2 separate regions of the Homo sapiens genome follow, and region 1 is linked to region 2. The links are chromatin loops, found by intact Hi-C in ENCODE. Cell type or tissue: Caco-2. All regions are shown on one strand. Each heading gives the region's core, and the rest is flanking DNA. Links, peaks and the distances in the headings are about the cores only. Region 1 overlaps ZBTB16 (zinc finger and BTB domain containing 16). Region 2 overlaps ZBTB16 (zinc finger and BTB domain containing 16).

Evidence for each region. A loop is a pair of places that touch in the nucleus more often than their neighbours do. Peaks named below come from ENCODE experiments on the same cell type or tissue, not always from the same donor. Only the 100,000 strongest peaks of a DNase experiment are listed, where the experiment ranks them.
Region 1: it touches region 2 in a loop (2.1-fold over the local background); 1 of 110 quality-filtered maps calls a loop at or near these places.

Annotation. Positions count from the first base shown.
Region 1 is chr11:114,207,632-114,213,002 of GRCh38, reverse strand. The region is part of intron 4 of ZBTB16 (zinc finger and BTB domain containing 16); the gene reads right to left. Among named protein-coding and RNA genes, the nearest start is that of NNMT, 86 kb to the left of the region's middle. RefSeq lists an enhancer at 1-487. In Caco-2, for the core only: no CTCF peak of the experiment used is centred there; DNase peaks (open chromatin) are centred at 1,082, 2,892 and 3,450; H3K4me3 peaks cover 266 bases.
Region 2 is chr11:114,113,619-114,118,920 of GRCh38, reverse strand. All of the region lies in intron 2 of ZBTB16 (zinc finger and BTB domain containing 16), which reads right to left. Among named protein-coding and RNA genes, the nearest start is that of ZBTB16, 57 kb to the right of the region's middle. In Caco-2, for the core only: no CTCF peak of the experiment used is centred there; DNase peaks (open chromatin) are centred at 1,778, 2,395 and 3,420.

The sequences.
Region 1 (5,371 bases), core at 106-5,105, 94 kb before region 2:
ACAGAAGGAAGAAACAAAGTCAGCTGTTCAGAAGGATGTCCAGACCATCCAGTGATGAAGGTTGAGGGAGGGGTGCCGGCATTTTCTACCAAGCAGAAAACATAGAGACTTCCTCTGCAGATTTTTAGAAAAGGGACCCACAGCAATTCCTCCGGCACACGTGAGCACGGACTGCCTGCTCCGAGGCAGGCGATGGGGGATGGGGGGATAAGCCAGGTGGTCCCTCAGGGATGCTTCCAGCCCAAGGAATTTAAGGGTGGTTCCCAAGTCTCAAACATCCAGGACTGAACGACAGCAAAGGTATCATTACATTTATCTTCACTTGGCATCCAAAGCAGCTTCGGGAAGCAACCTGGCATGCTCAAAGGAGCACTAGGAAATACAGAGAATCAGAGCCCAGTGCCTGACTCCGCAACTGTGTAGCTGTGTGACTCTATAGCGAAGTCTTTTCACCTGTCAAGGCTCAGTTTCTTCATCTATAACAGGAGAAAATTGGAGCAGAGAATCCCCAAGTCCCTTTCTAAATTTGTGTGGCTATGTTAAAGGAGAAGAATGACCTCTTCCCTTCCTGCTTTCCCAAGCAGGGTCCACACCAGACAGGAGTGGACAAGAACTCCAGGAAACTTTGAAAATGCCTGGGGGAGGGGGAGAGGCACAACAAAGCCCCTTACTTTCTTTCTTTCTTTCTTTCAAAGTCACTCCCAGCTTCTTGGGACACAAAAGTATCTGTTAAGGTAAGTTAAACCTTCTCAAGATGAATTTTCCTGCGACTTTTAATTAAAAGTTCTTTAGAATTTAAAGAACACTATTCAGAAAAGGCTGAAAAAAAAATTTCATTGACACTCCCCCCTCCCCATCCCCCCTTTCCCAAGGAAAAGAAAAAGCTGTTTTGTGCACAGCTCGCCCGGTCCACACTGTACAAAAGGAGGTGGGCTGGCGGCAAGACACATGAGATGACCCTTTGACCCCAGACCGCTGACAAGTCCTCAATGGCATAAATACCAGATAATCAATCACATGCCAGGAGGGCGAGTCCCCCTGCCCTCGCCCCAGCGTTGGGGTTTATGAGAGATACACTGTAAATAGACACTGGCTTCTTAAAAGAGGCCCCCCTCAGCATTCCAGGGGCCGGCCATAATCCCGAACCAGGCCTGGCCAGATCCTTGACCATCTCGTTTTACAGCTTTCATCGCGAGCTTATAAAGCGCTCTGCCCTCCCAATCCCCCACTGCAAGCTGGCCTTCCTGGTATGAAATGAAGTCAAACTCCCCACTGCGAACGCAAACGGGGACTCTGAAAATCACTGCAAAGAAGGTGAGGGCAGAGGACAAGCAGGAAATGGGGCGGGTCGCCAATAACACCCCAATGCGGGGGAGGGGGAAGGGAGCCAACCAGGACCTGGGGAAGTGACGAAGAATCAATAAGGATGATACTGATGACAATGGTAACAACTGTGGTAACAGTAGTTAGCACTGGCTCAACACTTAGTAAGCACCAAACCCCACAGTAAGCACTTCATGTGTATCCTGTTATCTATCCTCAAAAATAACTCTAGGAGGCGGGCACTATTATTGCTATGCCCATTTTACAGATAAGGAAGGTAGGTGGGGGGCTCAGAGTTCAAATAATTTGTCCAAGGCCACAGTGACAGTTAATGACAGGGAAGATGAGATTTAAACCCACAGAAATGGCTCAGGTCTAGATATACCTCCACCCCACACCACCAAGTCTATGGATTTCTGCCTGGAAGGAGAAGAAGGTAGAAATCAATCTGCACTTTTAGGTCACTCACTTGGCTCATGCCTGTAATCCCAGCACTCTGGGAGGCCAAGGAGGGTGGATGAACTGAGGTCAGGAGTTTGAGACCAGCCTGGCCAAAATGGTGAAACCACTGTCTCTACTAAAAATAGAAAAATTAGCTAGGGGTGGTGGTGCACACCTGTAATAATCCCAGCTACTCGGGAGGCTGAGGCAGGAGAATCGCTTGAACCCAGGAGGCGGAGGTTGCAGTGAGCCGAGATCAAGACACTGCACTCCAGCCTGGCGACAGAGTGAGACTCCATCTTTAAAACAAAACAAAAAAAAAATCAACATATCATCTGAATAGTTAAATCTCCAAGACAGCCAGAAACTAGGCTAGTTTCAGAGGAGAAAGAGTTTTTACATCCAACTCACAAATTTTGAACCCCACTGTGGTATAAGATTCTCATCTCTGTCCTTTAACCCACCTTAGACCCCAAGAGCCCTGGCAGTGAACACCAGGCCTGGGATGTCTCTAAGGTAATGATGGCCTTCCAAAATTTTGCTCTTGCTCTGGGAAGTTTACCAAGATTCTAAACTAGCCCCGGCAAACAGGGAAGTGGGGGTGAGGAGAAGAAGACAGACGCTCTTGGTAAATAATTTTGATAATGCTTTTGTTTCAGGGTCAAAGGTTAAATATGGCCACACTAATCCGCTTCTTCCAAAATTAAAGCACAAGGGAGATTTTTCTGTAGCTTAGCAAGAGGGCTTTTTCTCATTGCTGGGGAAATGGTACTGATCCCGCCCACTGAACGGGGATGCTCGGCTGTTGCAGACAGAGATTTGTGCTAATTTGGACAGAACATCCCAGCTCCTGGCTGCAGGGTTAGAGTTATTTATTATTAAGACCAAAGTGAAAGAAATGCAAGGTGATTCTTAAAAATTTTAATAGTCCCTCTGTCCCACCCCACCGGCTTTTGAATAATGCTTCCTGAAATGTCCTAGAAAGGAGAGAGGAGAGTAAATGCTTGGGAACCCGACACTCACAAACTGTGCACGCGCGCGCACGCACACACACACACACACACACACACACACACTAGCTTTGGCTGTAAGAGAAAACATTAATGATCAACCCGCACATTTGCAATGTTTCACAGAGTGCAGAGTACACCTCCTTCATCTGCTCTTCTCAGCAGGCTCACCGGGCAAGTGGCTTTTTGACCCTCTTCTACCAATGAGGAAACCAAGCTTCTGAAAGGACAAGCAACTTGTCTGAAGTCTTGCTCCTAATAAGTAGCAGCACCAGGGCTAGAAATTTCTTTGTTCCTGTGGCTGCATTCCTGAGACTGTAGCAGACATACAGATATCCTTCATGAAGAAATATGGGGTCCCCTCAACAAACATGAGACCCACAGCAGGATGCCAGAAGGAACTCTGATCAGAAATGCCTCTCTCGAACCCATTTTCCTAAAGCTTATCCCTGGGCTGTGGTGTACTCCTGAAGTGGCAAGTGAGAGAGGGGTGAACATGCCTGGGGGCCTGAAATTGAGGATTCTCTATCCTTGCCTCCTGCTCTGACCAACAGTTAATTTTTCTCTTCCTTAACCCTGGTTGGGGGAATAGTCACCACCCTAAGGCAGAGGAGAGCCCCCCAGGGAGGCAGTTGCCTTGCAAGAAATGATTGTCCAAGTGTCAACAACCTGCTGCTTCCCAGAGCCTCAGGGTCAGAGGCCAGGAGGGAGCACAATGGCTTTCTGGAGCTGAAGGGTCTGGGGAGAGGGGCCTCTGGGGATCTCCGGAATGTGAAGGCTCTGAATCCAGGCACCGGGGTCTCCTGTTTTTGCCCTTTTATATCCTTCCTCCCTCCACAAATCCCAGACACCATTAACCTGAAAAACAGTAGATCAAGAAAGGAACGGGATTAGTAACAGCCTACATACACATGCATACACAAAAAAGTTTATTTCACAAGAAATGGCCAGCAAATCCTTCTCCAGCACACAAAATAAGTGCACCCCAAAGCAGCTTTGAGTGTCTCCTCCTCCTGCTTCCAAACCTTCCCTGCCCACTCACCCCACCAGAGTTGGGTTATCCACCTTTTCTGCATCCATGATGCAAGTCGCAAAAAGACCTCCTTTGTCTCTGCCCTCTTCTTATCTGCTGTCTCCTGGGGGCAAGTTATCTTCGGATGCGGGCACCTGCACAAGTGGTTGGTTCTCAAATCCCATTGAATGAATGAGATTTACAAGGGAATTACACAGTTTGGGGAATCTCTTCCTTCTGAAACTTTCTACTCTAGAGGTTATGGATCTGGAATGGTTTGCCTGTGGAATCTGTCTCATTGACCCATTCGGATGACGCCGAATCAAAAACCTTAAGATACCTTTCTTCCTAACTTCTGCCCACCACCTAACACTGAATACTTAATTACTGAATACTTAATCACTGAATGGACCAGTCTGTTTCCCTCATTATTTTCTCTATCATTCCAAACAATAGTGGTTAACTTGCTCTTGTACAGCATTTGTGGTGGTGGTACGTGCAGGGAGAAAGCAAGGTAGGTGCAAGATAAAAGAAGCCAACGGAAGAAAAGGGCCCAGAAAAGCTGGGATGGGAGGCTGTGCAGAGGGCACAGACTGGGGTGCATTGGCATTGCAGGGCACCCTGAAGCCAGAGCCCATGACAGGAAACCACAGCAAGAGGAAACATCACAATGACATCACCTTACATCTGAATCATGCTTTACTGCTTGCAAAGACCCTACCCTGTTCTAAGACCATTTTGGTCCTCACATCCCTTTTTGAGGTATAAAGGGCAGGTATGGTGTCCTAATTTTTCAGACAAGGAATCTGAGACTTGCAAAGGATGAGTGACTCTTCCAAGGTCCTTCACCTGGCAAGTGAAGAGCAAAAATCTGAAGCCAGACAAGAACAGATTCTTCATTCCTGCTTCTAATCAGGAAGCTCCCTTTTCTGTTTTTGATTAATCATGCAATAAGCATTTATTGAATGATTATTTGAACTAACACAGTAGAAAGGCCCAAGTCCCCAAGGTGGTTCAATCTTCACCCTAACTCGTGCAGTGGCAAGATAGCTAAGGGCAAGTGGTGTACATCTATGGTGCTGGAGACCAGAAGGAGGGTCAACTGTGAAAAGGGTGTCATAGAGAAGACAAATGAGCTGAGAAGACTCTATTAATACCAGGCAGGCAAGGCCAGGCGTGGTGGTTCACACCCGTAATCCCAACACTTTGGGAGGCCGAAGTGGGTGGATCACCTGAGGTCAGGAGTTCGGGACAAGCCGGGCCAACAGAGTGAAACTCCATCTCTAATAAAAATACAAAAATTAGCTGGGCATGGTGGCACACGCCTGTAATCCCAGCACTTTGGGAGGCCAAGGCAGGAGGATCACTTGAGGTCAGGAGTTCGAGACCAGCCTGGTCAACATAGTGAAACCCTGTCTCTACTAAAAATACAAAAATTATCTGGGTGTGGTGTCGCATGCCTGTAATCCCAGCTACTCAGGAGGCCGAGGCAGGAGAATCGCTTGAACCCAGGAGGCGGAGGTTGCAGTGAGCTGAGATCTTGCCACTGCACTACAGCCTGGGTGACAAAGTGAAACTCTGCCTC
Region 2 (5,302 bases), core at 303-5,302:
CTGAGCCATCTGTGCATCCTCCATTCCTCACTGTTGTAATCTAGAGCTTGTTACTTTCAGACAGGGAAAACCATGAAAGCCAGAACACTCTGTCTCATCACAGAGACGCAACCCTCCTTTTATTAAAAACATTTGTCTCTTCATAACCCCTCACTCAACACAAATTATCTTTTACCTGTTCTCCTAGGGGTGAGAGTAGAAATGCAATATGAAGCAGAAAGCCCTGGTTCCAGTCACTTCATCTCCCCAGGCCTAAGTGTCCTCAGGAAAGATAACAAATTGTGTGATCCCCAAGTGCTAAGATTCCATAATAGATATTTGAGAATTACTCATGATGACTGATAGATAGGTAAATAAATTAAATAAATCCTTTCCAAGACTGCCCAACAAATAAATAGATAAACAGATAAATAAATAAACAAATCCTTCCCAAAACTCTAGCCTGGGCCAGGCACGGTGGCTCACACCTGTAATCCCAGAACTTTGGGAGGTGAGGCAAGCAGATCACTTGAGGCCAGGAGTTTGAGACCAGTCTGGCCAACATGGTAAAACCCTGTCTCTACTAAAAATACAAAAATTTGCTGGGTGTGGTGTCAGGTGCCTATAGTCCCAGCTACTTGGGAGGCTGAGGCAGGAGAATAACTTGAACCCAGGAGGTGGAGGTTGCGGTGAGCCAGGATCGCACCACTGCACTCCAGCCTGGGCAACAGAGCGAGCCTCTGTCTCAACAACAGCAACAAAAATCAAAAACACCTCTAATCTGTTTTCTCTAGACCCTGTGGATTTTAGAAAGTAATCAAATATGCAGTTAGATTCAAAACACTCATTTCAGACACACACACCTGGGGTCCTGTGATTAAGTCAGTTGTGCCTCTACACCCAAGGATTAAAATTTCACAGAGTCATGATTTCGTCAGTCAGTAACTACAAAGGATTAATTAGGAGCAAGGGAAGAGTTTATAGCTCACGAACCCAGACCTAAGGAAAATATCTATCTCTGCTCTCCAGATGTCAGCACACACATGAATGAAGGTCTTTGATGAAAACACTTTACATTATTCAAGGGACTCCAAAAATACTGTTTTCTGCCAGGAAATTAAGATACTTCTCATTCTTGTTCATGCTAAAATATCATCAGAACTCAATGAATGCAAATGAATTAGTATACTGACAACTTCTGCTTATCAAAATATCTTTCCTTCAAGACCCACTGCAAATATTGCAGACTACCTCTATATAGTTTTTCCAAGACCTCCTCAAACTCCATGTCCAAAAGAGAGACTTTGGTTTTCCACCCAGAACTCCTTCTCTATTCCCACCATCCACCAGTTATCCAAGCCAAAACCTCAGGAGTCTCAACCAACTCCTTCCTCAAACTTCACCCCCAATCAACATGACCTGTTCATTTCCCCCTACAATGTGCCCTTCCCTCTCCACCTCCTTTGCTACTTCCCTACCTCTGCTTGTTCTCTCTCACCTAGACCACTTGACGGGCTCCTAGGTGGTTCCTCTGACTCCCACATATCCATCCCCAATGCTGTGCTCGGGGTGCTCCAAGTCATAATTCCTATTATTTCACTCCCGGGATTAAAACCTTTCAACACCTTCTCCCAAATTACAGAATAAAAGGTCGGCTTCTCTCTCTGCTGCACAAGCAAGACTTCATGATAGGCTCACAACCATACCTCCAGCTACTATCTCTACCAACCTCTTTATACATCTCAAGCTCTGGTGAAACCAAATGGCCTGCAGCTCTCTCTCCCTCCTTCCCCCGGCCTTTGCGTGTGCTGTTACCTCTACCTGGAATGCCTTTCCCTCTGGTCTAACCAGTGATCTTCCTCTCATCTTTTAAGATCTTGCTTACAAGTCACCTTCTCAGCAAAGCCTTATCTATAGCCCCTCCCAAAACCTAGTCAATTGCTGCTTCACCTCCATTTCCTCTACACTTTGTTCTACATTTTATTACCACTTGTATTCTACTATAAAGTGCTGCTATGTCTCAGTGTCTGCCTCCCCTACCAGCTTATTAGATTCTTGGGGACGAGGGTCAAGTTTCTGGACTTCTGTATCTCCATTGTCTGGTATACAGTAGGACTCAATAAACACTCATTGAATAAATAAGTCAGATGTGATCATTCCCCGCTTGGAGCTTTCACTGCATTTACCAATTGTCTTAGGGAACATGTTTTATTCTATCTTTCATTACAGCCATGTGTGTACTAGTTCTAACCCCAAATTAAGAGCTAGGAACGCATTACGCCTCACCATTACTTCTCCAACAGAGCCAAACACATCTAGTAGGTATTCAGTAAATATTTGATGAGTTGAATAAAGTGAGTTCAAAGCTGCTCCCCAGTGGACAGGACCTAGCTTTAAAAAAAGAAGATGACGATGCAATGACGCAATGCTCAATCACCTACTTAGGAGGCCCTGAGAGGTTTTCAAATGCCCAAATATCCATCTTCTGAGCTGAGGGTTACAGAAGGTCAGATTCCAACCTAAGCATGAGGAGAAGTTCAGCAACGCCTAAATTTTAGAAAGTAATCAAATATGCAGTTAGATTCAAAACACTCATTTCAGACACACACACCTGGGGTCCAGTAATAAAGTCAGTTGTGCCTCTATACCCAAGGATTAAAATTTCATAAAGTCATGATTTCATCCGTCAGTAACTACAGGAAGACTGTACCATTTCAGGTCAGTGGCTCCCCAGCTATTAATGTCCCCATCACCCCTCACTTCGCCGAGGCTGTCCATTAAGCATACTTAAACACATGTACCCATATTCTTATTTCTTCTAGAGCTTTCTGCCCCCAATTTCAGCAAACCTTGAAGCTGGGAGTGAAAACCTTGAAGCTTGAAATGAAAATTTTCTTGCAAATAAAAGACAACCTAAACCTATCTATCTGCAGTAATTGCTTCCAGTGGTTTTGATTCCCTGCTTCATGGACAGGGTGGGGAGGGGGTATAGCCAGCTGCCCATGGCTCTGCACGAAAATGTGAAGCCCCGGGCACAGTCCCCTAAAGTTAGCACATGAACGCATGCTCGCTGGGAGCCAGTATGGAGATCCCTACTGCAGGGTAGGGGCAGCGCCTGCCTCTCTGTCCTTCTCCCCTCCCCTCCTCTGGGAAAGACAAATTAGCGGGCCGTCAGCGGAGGACAGCCACAGCAGTTGTGTTTCTGTAAAGGGGCAGTGGAAGTGTCTTTGATTAATGAAACCTTAATACGTGGCTGTTAGACAACCTCTCTTCAGCTGCTCTGAAAGAAGACAGATCCCTTCAGACAGGCTTCAGAAAGACGGGAAGGAAAGCTGGTGTACACCCAGTACCCCACTGGGAGACGTCCTCAGCAAGCAGCCAGAGAAGAGGCACAGCGCGGGAACTTCTGCTCTAGGGGTAGGAATGTGGTGGGACCCATCTCTCTCCTTGGAAGAATGTGGGACTCTCGCCTGCTCACTAAAACCAACACCTGCCGATGTGCTAAGAGTCCTCTTGAAGTCCCAACAATAGACATCAAAGCTGATGTTTGGAAGTTCAGATAACAAGGAAAGGGAGTTTAAAAAAAAAAAAAAAAAAAAAGGAGGAAGGAGGGAGGAAAACAACACCAACAAAAAGTCTGTCTCACCTTTGATCTCTGGAGAGGCAACAGACCAAACACTTTAAACTATGCTGGAGGACATACACCGTCCCTGCTCACCTATAAAAGCAAAGGTTCTTTTCTCTAGAAGGTCTTTCCCAAAGATGGTAGTAAAAGGCTCCAGTGTCTCAGGCGAGGGTAGAGAAATTAAAGAAGTATACAGGTTTGCAGCAATATTCCATCCTTACACAACCCTCTCCTACCTCCCTCTTAACAAAAGAAGAAAGGAAGAAAGAAAATAATGAGTGCCCTGAGATCTTTATTTCTGTGCCCCTGTAGCCCATCAGCATGGAACGACCTGGGCCAGGCACAGTGGCTCACACCTGTAATCCCAGCACTTTGGGAGGCCGAGGCGGGAGGATCACTTGAACTCAGGAGTTCGAGACCAGCCTGGGCAACATGGCGAAACCCTGTCTCTACAAAAAATATACAAAAATTAGCTGGGCATGGTAGTGCACACCTTGCAGTCCCAGCTACTCGGGAGGCTGACATAGGAGGATCGCTTGAGCCTGGCAGGCAGAGGTTGCAGTGAGCCAAGATTGTACCACTGCACTCTAGCCTGGGTGACAGAGCGAGACCCTGCCTCAAAAAAAAAAAAAAAGAAAAAACATATAGCATAGAATGATCTGTAGGACCTCTATGCAAATCAACTCAGAGCTAGAACATTCTAGAGAACATATTTACTTCCATCCTGATTTCCATCCCATATAATGAAAAGTATGTTCTGTTCCTGGAAAGAACTTTTTGATAAGAACTGAAACAAACTCTTTTTACAAACACTATGCCTTCAGTCATCTCCCTGTTCCCTCTATTGAGCTAAGCCTGGAACTCAGCAGCAAAGATAAAGATCAACCAAGTAGGAGAATAACAAGAAACTGTTTAAATATTTCAGATGCTCAAAAGGTCTAACAAATGATAGCAAACTGCTCATATACACTGAAGCCCGGTGGTCCCTCCCCAGTCAGGTTTCCCTCCCATCCCCGTCATCCCAAAGTAACATCGCTTGTAAATTTCCTACCTTTGGACTTCATCCATTATTCTGTCTTTCAACAGACATTCACTGCTCCCCAACATTGTGGCCGACATGGACGAAGTCTCAGGGACATGTTCTCCAGAAATCATTGTCAACTAGAATATCAAGTTATTCTGGACCCCAGTATCTCTACTTATTTCCCGAAAATAAATCATGGAGATAGAAACAGCACTATTTCTACTGAATCACCTGAAGGTTCTAAGACAGCCATGGGATGAGTTTTTATCCCTACCACCCATTACTGCCACTAAGAAATCAGCTTTCTAATAGAAAAGAAGTGGGAGTTTCGCCTTACCATGGATTTAAACTTGGCTAATTTAGCTAATATTGATTGTGCAACTTTGTGTTGACTAATTGAATAAATGAATATAAAAATAAAAGAATGAATTCCAGGTTTCAGTTCAGGACTAACTGGATGATTAGATGACTAACTTATATCTGCCCCAATAACCTCCATAGAATTGATTTTGAAAAAGCCTCCACTAGCTTCATTTAGGAAGAGGAATAGACAGCAGTAGTCAAAGTAGAATAAGGGATTTCAAAGAAAGGTCATTTACAGAATGTCTCTATTTTTTAAGCCCTCTTCCTGAACAAATTTTCTAAATCCCAAACTGGAGAACAGCTTCAGAAGG